Linked DNA regions of Homo sapiens: region 1 is linked to region 2. A link is a contact called in ENCODE Hi-C data. All regions are on one chromosome and are shown on one strand. The core of a region is the stretch at or near the end of the contact, and the rest is flanking DNA. Distances in the headings are between cores, read along the strand shown.

Region 1 (6,120 bases), core at 3,258-5,757, 60 kb before region 2:
GGAGCTGGCATAACATTGGCGTAGAAAGCAGGGCCAGGCCCACCCACGGGGCCCTCGTGTGGGGACGGGTGCCTGAGGCCCTGAGCCCCTCGAGCCTCTGGCCACGGCTGGCTGCCTGTGTGCTGTTGTCTCGTCTGTCCCACCCCGAGAAGGGAGTTGAACAATGTGAGTTGTCTGTGGCATTGGAAAGTGCAGTGGTTACATGGGTGTGTGCGAAGTGGTTAGCTGTGCCTTCAGGCGGTGCGTCTAGCAGGGCTGATGGGGGCCAGGGCTGCTCCTGGCTTTCTGTGGGCAGGGCTTGCCCTCCAGGGACCCCGAGTGCTTGCACCCGCTCGGTGACAGTGGCTGGCAGGTCTAAGTGCTGCTGCTGGATGCAAATTCCTTTGGTAGACTTTTTTTTTTTTAAGAAAAAAATAAAACCAATTTTTGGGTTGGCACCTGAGGTAATAAGTTAAGAATAAGCACCAAAATGGCCCTTCCTGGCACGCGCCGGCTCACAGGTTCTTCATGCACACCTGGCAGCGGCTGATGTGTGTGCGGATGAGGCCGGCCTTGAGCGTGTCGGCGGAGGGCGAGCCCTGGAAGCTCTGCTCGGGAATGGTGGTCAGCCAGAAGCTGTACTTGTTGGCGTAGTAGTGGCAGGTGCCGCGGCCTCCATTGCATTCGATGAATGGTGTGGCGCGGAAGTCCTCTAGACAGCTGCCCGGTGACACCAGTGATTGGCCACCGCCTTCGTCTCCCGCCGCCGTGTGCTGCACAGAGAGGGGGGCAGGACAGGGTTAGGAATCACAGCCTGCAGGTGGCACGGGGTCAGGGCATAGCCCTCTTCTGTGCATTTGTTTTTACTGAACAGCAAACCATGAGTGTCAATACGGACATGAGGCATCCTCGCGAATGCGCCTTCAGCAAGAGGGGGCTGGTGAAATACACATGGGCCCCCTGCAGGAGGCAGCCCCAGGCACCAGGACGTGCTGCAGAGGCAGCTGCATGGACACTAATTCACAGCCAGGCTGGCCGTTCGGTAAGAACTAGAGCCGTGACAGCAGATACGAGCGGTAGATATAATCCACTGCATTTCAGTAACAAAACAAAACATCTGCCTAATCATCCATTCAAAGAAAAATACCTGGCAGAAGAGATAACACAATGTTTACTCTTTTTAGAAGAAAAAAATAAAATTAAGATGTAGGCTGGCATCTGAGGCTAATAAGTTAAAAATAATCACCCAGCCAGGCCTCCCAGCTCCTTCTCTGAAAATGCTGATGATCAGGGAGGAAAGATGAGTGGTTTTATTTTTTTTTTTAAATCTGTACTTGCTGATTTTTCACAATAAATATGTATTACTTGTGTAATTAAATATATATTTTTTCAATCAGAGGTTGTTAAATAGTTGATTCTGAGGCTGGCTGGGAGATGGCTGAGGTCTTCAAGGAAGCCTTTTTTTTTTTTTCATTTTAAAGTTCTACTTTCTGTTGCATCAACATGTTTAGCCTTTATGGAAGCGCACGGCAGGCCTCCTGGATCCCAGAGTTGGTGTATAAGGGCCATTTGGCTTGGCTGAGCAGGCTTTGAGTGGTAAGTGGGCTTTGGAATCTGTTTACTTAGAATAGAAATATCTCAGTTCAGTTTGCAGGGAAAAAAGGGGCTGTTCTATGATATATTTGGGCAGGGGCCCCAGTTTAAGCTTTCCTTTAAATACAAAAAAAAACCCAAAAACCTTTAAAAAGTGTTCTGCTCACATAAGGCAGAAGCCTGTCCAGCCCTGAGCTGCCTGCTCTTGTCTGCTAATGAGCAGGTAATAAGAAGTGGAGACGTCCTCCAGGGCACCTCCGGCTTCACTTTGGTCTGAAGGAGCTGAGGCCATGCTGGGAGCTGCCCAAAGGAGACACCTGGGACTCCCAGAACGAGGTCAGAAGGGAGCACAATGTGAGAAGTCTTAGAGGCTGGCACCAGCCAGGTAAGAGCTGAGTTTGCTGCGCACACACACATGCATACATGCACACATGCACACACATGGTGTACACTCATGCACACACACAAATGCACGCATGTACACACACACACACACAGTGCATGCTTGTGTACACACCCCTATGCACACACGTGCATAAGTGCACACAGTCCAGGCACACGCACCCTTTCCAATGTGCTTCTCTCAGTGGACAAACCTCTGGCTTGGTACTCATAGCAGCTCATGTATCTTAAGAGAATTGCCTGGACGAGAGGCTGACCTGGAGAAGGGGCTGTGAGGGCTCCAGATAGTAGCCAGAATTGAAAAAAGAGGAACTAAAATAACGGCTGGCTAGATACTTGTAGCCTCTGCCAGAGCAGCTTTGAGAGAGGCCACCGAGGGGAGGGGAGGAAAATGACTTTTGCTGCTGCAGTCTGCATCCGGGGCTCTGCCCTTGTCCTCCCTCCCACGTGGCGCTCGCTTGTAGGGAATGCAGAAAATGCATCCTCTGGGGCCACCCATCCTCACGGACAAAAGAAGGGTGAGCCAGGCGCTAGCCTCAGCACTGCTCTCGCCTTCTGCGTACCCACTGGGGACGGTGGGGCAGTTGCTCTCAGCCAAGCTGTCCTCTCCTCTCCAAAGTCAGCTCTTATTATGCTGAGATGCCAGCAGCCCTAGTGGTACCATATGCTTGTCACCACACAGAAGGGATCAAAGAGTATTTAAAGTGCAGACGAGGCACACAGCTGTCTTGGTTTAGGTCCTGCCTCCTAGACGGCAGTCAGGGCACATCTGGAGGGGGCACATCTCCAGTACACAGATGTGTCTGCTCACTTATCCATTGTCAGGGACAATGGGGACTTTCTGTTCTCAGAAGTCAAGGTACTTCTGGCCCATCTGTCCTGACCCAGGAGCCGTCTCAACCCATGCCTTTTGGGGATGTCAAGTTCCAGGCTTGCTGGGGCTGTCAGCCATTTATGTAAGCAGAGAGTTACGTGTGCAGAGGATAATGTCTGCTTATCTCGTGACAGTCATTTGAAACCTGATGCTAATGGAACAGGGGATGCCTGACCTTTCTGGATACTGTGTAATCATGCCCTTCACAAGGGAGAGGCTCATTTATTTTGAATTTAACAACGGGAGTGAAAAAAACAGGAGCAACCAAAGCTTACTTCCTGACACAGGGGCACCCTGAAGGTCACTGTGAAACAAAAGAAGGTTGCTCCAAAGTCACCTTCCATGATAAGCTTCTGGAAAGGTAGAAATTGTGCCTGTCCCTGCCCAGGATTTAGCATCCTGTTGCTCCAACTTATCATAGCAACGATACCTATTAAAATGCCAATACTTGTTTATCTTTTCCTTCCTTTCCTAGAATCCGGATTTTTTTTCCTGTTGTTTTGAAAGATTAGCAATCACTATGTAATTTATATTTTATGTTGTGTGTGTGTGTGTGTGTGTGTGTGTATATATATATATATATATATATATAATTTATGAAATATTTAACATGCTGGGCATCCAATCCATATAGCTGGAGTTATGACAGTTATAATGCATATAAATAAACTCACTGGAAGACCCACTGTCCTCAGTGAGACTTTCTTTTCTCCCTACAATAGTATACAGATGGTCCCTGATTTACCATGGTTAGACTTAGGATTTTTGAGTTTTCGATGGTGCAAAAGCAATATGTATTCAATTCACTATTTGATTTTTGGTGGGGTTACATCCAGATAAACCCATCATAAATTGAAAACGCACTTTCAACTTATAGTATCTTCATCTTACAATGAATTTATCGGGACGGGACCCTATTCCAAGTTGAGGAGCCTCTGCTTTAATAGGCAATATTGCAAGAGACACTATGGTGCTGTGGTCTCTCCCCTGGAGGTTAAGCTAAACCTAATCTGGCCAAAGCTGAGGGTTCTCTATTTTATACCCAAAGGCGATCCGGAAGGGTGGGCGGTGCCTTCCCAGGTCCTGGTTGTGCACCTTCTCCTGGCTTTCAAAGTATCCACAGGCTCTCTATTTTATACCCAAAGGTATTCCAGAATTTTCCTCACGAATATATATCCATTTTAAGCCAGCCAGTTAATAGGTATTTCTTCAGGGTATTCTAGGTTCCAGATAGATTCTAAATAAGATCAGGATTCTAGAGAAAAGTCTCCCATATATTTAGACTTCTGGTAAACCCAAAGCAGCTGCACCTTTGGTGTTGGTGTTGTACCTAGTAAGACGGATAACAGGCAAGTTCGTCCTGGTTACACTCCTTACAAAGGCCTGGTGGCAAATTAATGAGCCCTTTCTGGGTGGAGGAAGCCCTGTGCCCAGCATGTGGCTCAGTTAGCCAAGTGTAAGCTGTGTTCCAGCTCTCGCTCGCTTCCTGGGCCAACTACCCTTGTGCAGTGCACACCCTGGACTGCCGTGTCTGATTCTTCTCACAAAGGCAGCTGTTCTTGCTGTGTCCCCAGCAGGGTGTGGTTGGGGAGGGGAACTGGGCAAATACCACATACCATGAGGAAGGAATATCCGATCCACAAACTCCGCCACCCAGCTGGGCAGTGTGGGATGGAGACATCCTGACTGTGGACCGCGATGGCGATGGCCGGGGCCTCACACACAGAACAGCGGCTGATGTAGGGCTTGATCTCGTCCTCGGCCACGGGCATCATGGGCAGCGGCGCAGTGGTAGAGAGCCAGTAGGACTTGTCGTTCCGGCTGGCATAGTAGCAGACATCACCAGGGTTGCAGTACAGGAAGGGCATGGTGCTGAACCGCGCCAGGCAGGAGCCCGCCAGCCCTGTGGAAGGAGGGGTCATGAGATCACAGTGCAGTGTGGCTAGAAGACGCACCTGCCAGCCCCAGCCAGGCCCAGGAGGCTGTGTGTCACGGACTCGCCCCAGGGCACCTGGTGGAGTTTAGCCACCTACTGGAGGGCCAGGCTAAGGCTTCCCAATTTCTTTCTTTTTCTCTTTTTGATCAGACTCCACTGGCATTTTGGAACAGCTCTGTTCTTCTACAAGTTCTCACACATACTGGGCCAAGTTGGATCACCAGGGAGTGGCGTCTTCATGGAATAGCATTTTGGGTGAGCCTTACCTTAGTGGGGTCTTAACAGCACTGGCCCCAAGAAAACTCTGATGGCCTCCAAGGGGTCGCTCTTTGACCCCAAGGAGCCACCCCAGAAGGAGTCCTGGCCCTTCTCCCTTCCATGTAGCTTTATTGCTTCTGGAGACTAAGATAGCCTTTATCTCCTGGCCACAACGAATGCTGCAGCTAAGCAGGTTTCCCTCTTCACATGGATTGCTGAAAAGCTCAGACCCAGAAGTGCAGCCACCTTTAGCAAACATGCCCGGTGCTAGGCTGCCTCCTTGGCCCTGTTCCTAGATCTATTTTTGGCCCTTATCCTTGGCGGCCTTTGCCCCGTTGTTCTTTAGAAACTCATTGTGGAGGCGGGGCGCACAGGCAGGAATGTGAAGGCACCATGAGCCAGCAACATGCTTCCCGGGGGCAGAACGCCTGATGTAACCTGCACCGAGGAGGCAGAACACAGCCAGTATCCCAGAGACCCTTCCCGTCACCCCCTCAAAGAGGACCTCAGACTAAGCTACCTCCACTTGTAATTTGTGTGTATTGCATTTTCTGTATTCGAAGTCGCGTTAATGCCTTTCAAAGGCTTCCTTAAATAAGAGCATGCACACGTGTCCATGGGTCCATTTTCCTCGGGGGGCTGTATGGGAGAGTCTTACATGAACCCCAGCCCCTCATGGCCCCTGCCTGACTCCAAGTCTACAGAACTTGGGTCAAAAACAAGAAGGAGGTGAAGTAATTGGTGGTCTCCACTGGAGAGGGGTCGGGGGTCAGACGGGTCACATGGGAGCCTGCGGAAGTCAATACCAGGTTAAAAGGCAGGTCCCTGTGTTAAGGTCCTGAGGTTTAAGGGCTTTGTAAGGCTTCTGCTTCAAAGGCCGTTTTAATCTTTCTGCACTCGAGGAATGTAGATGGACCCTTCCGTCAGGGGAACTTACCAGCCGTGGAGGGTTTGGGAGTCTCGCTGTGGCCCTTTGATCTTGGCCACTTCCGGGCCAGCCCTGAGCAGGCAACGGGGGCCGGGTGGGAGGTACCTACCCAGGTCCTGGTTGTGCGCCTTCTCCTGGCCCTCGAAGTAC
Region 2 (4,013 bases), core at 577-3,076:
CGTGTCCAGAGGGGCCCACTGGGGCACTAGCGGGCTTCATGGCCCCGTCAATAACTCCGATGGGTAGAAGCCATTGGTATAGTTCATTATCCTTTTTCAACATTAAAAACACCCCTCTCCTTGCCCCTCAAATAATGGCTTGATAGTTGTGATCAACACTGGGCAACAACACCTGATGATTCTCCGTTCTCTTCCCAACCCACAGGTGGAAGCATGCCAGTTACCCATCGTGGCACCATCTAACCTAGTTGGGGAGTTACTGTCATATGTGCGAGGGTTCTGTGAAGGTGTCCAAAGCATGTGTGCGGGGCTCCTTAGAGCTGCTAAGACTAGTCAGTGGGGAAAAGTAACAACGACATAGCTACGTCGTCAACGAAGTCTCCCTTGTGTGTGCTAGGACCTGAGTGCAGGTGCTTTGGGTCTCCGGTGTTGATATTATGAAGCCACATTACCTCCATCTCCGATGGAGAGGCCAGGGGGACCTGGGAGGCCCGGGTCTCCTGGCTCACCCTGGCTTCCTGGCTCCCCTTGGGCCCCTGGGAATCCCGGGTCACCTCTGGCACCTGGAAGGGAAACAAGTCCCACAGTAAGAACAAGACCGTGGTCTACGGATCGCAGCTGGCGTTCACTTTTTCATTGACTACATATTTACCAAATGCTCCATATGCTGTATGCGGCCTGATGAGGAGTTAAGATGATTAATACATGGGGTGGTCTCTCTTTTTAAGGGGCTCATTCTCCAGCAGGGGAACAGGATTAGTGAAAACCGGGTGAGGAAGTAGGTGAGTCCAAAGCTCGAATAAAGAAGGAACTAATGTGGTTGCCAATTCTGCTGGTGGCCTGGGAGCGAGGAGGCCTCACTTCCCTGCACCCCACTCTGCCCCTCAGCCCCAGCTTTAACCCTATTAGGCTCTTCTCATCCCTGTCTGCTGGATGCATAACAAAATTTGGCTTTTAAAAACTTTCACCCCTGAACAAACAAAGACAAAGTGGCATGGCTATGTTCCTTTGCTGTGTAAATAGCAACGCTTTACTGTAGAACACACTTTTTTCTAGACTATAATTGGGAAAGATGAGAAGAATGAGAAGAAAATAGGACTTTTTATCATGTAGGCATTAGGAATTTCTAGGAAAGCTTTCACTCTGCATGTCGTCTTACGAAGTTCCTTAAAATAAGGAGAGGGCTTTGCTGGGCGTCACACTGAAGTCCCACGTGCAAGGGACAGAAGGCCTGACTTCCGTGTATGGCGTCTCCTGCTCGGGCAGCTTCGTGCCGAGTGTGCAGGGGGCTGCGCTCCGCAGCCAGAGGCCCTGGGCCTGAACCTGGCTCCTCCACTTAAAGGCAACCCTGGGCAAGGAACTCAACGCCCTGCGCTTCCATCTCTCCCTCAGTAAAAGCAGCCAAGTCCATCTCCACCTCACAGGGTCACCCAGAGGGGTAAACACACTGAAAAGTACAACTAGGACAACTTGGAGCATCGCCTGGCACACAGTGTGACCTACACTCCTGTTAGCCATTGTTGATTCCATAAAAAGACACAAAATTGAAAGCCACAGACCTTCTCACTTGTTTGGAAGAATAGCAAGATTACTTTTATTTCTAGGTACCTTGGAATCATTTCTTTTAATACAAACCCCTCTATCCTTTTTGTCTTTTGACAAGTTCATGCAATGTTACCTTGAAAAAGATACATTTACTGCCTCTTTTCCCTGAGGGAATCTGCTGGTTAGTCAACCTTTGACTTTAAGAAACCCTGGAATGCAAGTCAGTCACATTCCAGCTCACCAATAACTCGGGAATGTTGTCCGGTAGAAAAGGCGGCAGGCAACCTCCGCATTTCTGAATCCGCTTGTGGGAAAAAGTGAATTTTGAAAGCACCCGCCTTTGCAGTGTGAATTCCAGGAATATAGTACGGTGAGAAGGGAGGGGTTGGTGAGAGTTGGGTTCTCAGTCAGCAACATTTTTAAAAAATGCAAAAGAAACATCGCCAGCATTAACTTAAAAATTATGTTCTTAAAATCTCAAACAGCATATTTCCTTTTTACCAAAATTATTAATAATGAGTCAAGTCAAAGTGGGCTCATGGCTCTTTTTAGTGGGTCTCAGGTTTGGTAGCCAGGTGTGCGCCATGGATGAGGCAGGAAATGCCAGCTTCGTAGTTACGGGCATCATGGAAGCTGAGCATGGATTTCAAAATATCCCCATTCACGGCTCCACGCCTCCCCAGACAGACATCTCAGGGGCTCCTGGAGGCACTGCCCATGGCCCTGTTCTGTCCTGCGTTTTGATCAGCATTGGATGAAGACATGCAAAGCCATTATTAAACTGACAGAGGGCTCGCTTCGAAGCAGGGAGGTGAATTCTTGACACCTAGGCTTAGAGGACAGGGAGACCAGGTGACCTGCTGAGTTCAAGAGGTAAACACCAGAGCGTCTGTATTTAAAAAACCCTACCCTTCACAATGCCTGTCTGATATGTTTCTGCACGTCGTCACTCAGTCAGGCGTTTGCTGAGCTCCAACTCTGTGCCTGTCCTGTTCCAGGCATTGGGAATACAGCAGTGAACAAGATGGGCTGAAATGTCTGTCCTCACAGAGCTGACTATAACATGGGCCAATGATCCGCAAAGATATATACGCACGATTATCAGGAGGAGGTTCTCGAAACATTTTTTTTTTAACCTAGAAGGATGCGCATTCTACAAGGTTCAGAGCCAAGTGCTCTAGTTGCAGGACTAGGATCAGATTTCCATATGATCTCGCCAATTTGGAAGCCGAGCCTTAATAACAAGATGAGCATTAGTGACGACATGCGCAAAGTCCTTCGTTTACACTCCAAGGTCAACTGTGACAGTGGGGAGTGGTTGTTATGTGTAAATATCTGGGAATTTAGTTGCCTTGAAGCCTGAAAGCATGTGACTGTTCACTGGTTATGAGTTATGATCAATTCCAGGTGTCGGGCTGGCAAGCAGAGGGCTTAAGAACCTTGGTGCATTTGGAGAAAAAATCCGAAGGCGGCTGGGGCTGCTGCCCTGGATATCTTCAGCGATAGTCCAGACGGCAGAACTAGAACTCTACAAGTTAAGCAGAAGTGAAAGAATTCCCCAACGGAGGGGATTTCTCACGTGTAGGTGGTGAGGACTGTCTCAGGCACAGGCAACATGAAGGTCTCCCTGTGACACATTTAAGCATGAGGGAAATTGTACATGAAGTTATGTTCTAAATTTCGTGGTTTATTTTTTATTTTTTTTATTATTATTATACTTTAAGTTTTAGGGTTGCTTAGAATATCTGTCTTGAAAGTTCATAGCTCTGTGTCCCTAACAGGAGAGAATGTGTATGCGATGCTGAACTATGCAGGTGAAATTGTTCACACACCTTTTGCTAGGGAAGGGTGAGGGGAGTAGGCAGGTAGTCCAGGGGGCCCTGGGTCTCCGGCTTCTCCCTAGAGAAAGAAAAGAGAAAAACAGGATGTGAGAATAGCCTTTTGGAGTTTTTGACAGTACACATATTTCCAAAGAAGAAACCCGAGCGTGGACCGTCAGGCTGGCAGAGCAGCTATTTCAACCAGTGGAACCACAGACAGTGCCTGGGGCAGCATCCCCATGCTAGGGTGGCAGAGCCTGGCATCCCAGCCACCAGCCACAGGTGCCCAAAGAGAACAAGACAGGCAGGGGCTCATCTCATTTTGAAATCCTTGTCGAATGCCAGGAGACTGTGCTTTCTGTAGTTCAGACTATTACATTTTGGGTAGTGATAGCCGAGCCGCCTGGCGAGGGTGGGCTGGGAGATGATGCGGCCGCAGGACCCCCGTGGAGCGCCATCTGTGTCGTAAGGCAGCATTTGTCATAAGGCAGCATCCCGCGCACCACCTTCACCTCTTTGAGCCTCACCCGGCTCAGAAGTCCTCTCCAGATGTGCCCCCACCCAGGTTCCCCACGGGTGCGTTCCCCTCTCAGCTAGACCAGCAGCACCCACCTGGTCTTCCACCTAATGGTCTCCCCTCCCTGCAAG

What was found. A loop is a pair of places that touch in the nucleus more often than their neighbours do. Pooled maps may share reads with other maps.
Region 1: a loop to region 2 is called in a map of PC-9, with 7 times the contacts of the local background. The contact joins the promoter of COL4A2-AS1 here to the enhancer-like site in region 2. A Hi-C loop is called at or near these places in 10 of 168 maps with a recorded cell type or tissue (Caco-2, HepG2, K562 and 7 more) and 9 of 50 pooled maps.

The regions. Positions count from the first base shown.
Region 1 is chr13:110,506,566-110,512,685 of GRCh38, reverse strand. COL4A2-AS1 (COL4A2 antisense RNA 1) reads left to right here and starts at 4,507. Exons shown (of 3, transcript NR_046583.1): 1 at 4,507-4,587; 2 at 4,935-5,039. COL4A2 (collagen type IV alpha 2 chain) reads right to left here. Exons shown (of 48, transcript NM_001846.4): 46 at 6,080-6,120; 47 at 4,465-4,751; 48 at 1-752. The coding sequence ends at 495. RefSeq lists enhancers at 142-770, 4,085-4,584, 4,585-5,086.
Region 2 is chr13:110,446,229-110,450,241 of GRCh38, reverse strand. It overlaps COL4A2 (collagen type IV alpha 2 chain), which reads right to left. Exons shown (of 48, transcript NM_001846.4): 18 at 3,378-3,444; 19 at 453-563. Among named protein-coding and RNA genes, the nearest start is that of COL4A2-AS2, 15 kb to the left of the region's middle. RefSeq lists enhancers at 1,088-2,287, 3,274-3,774, 3,775-4,013. Within about 2 kb of position 1,826, at least 5 of the 41 ENCODE cell types and tissues checked have a DNase peak (open chromatin) inside an H3K27ac peak, as active enhancers do; they include PC-3, PC-9 and ascending aorta, where a contact is called at or near this core.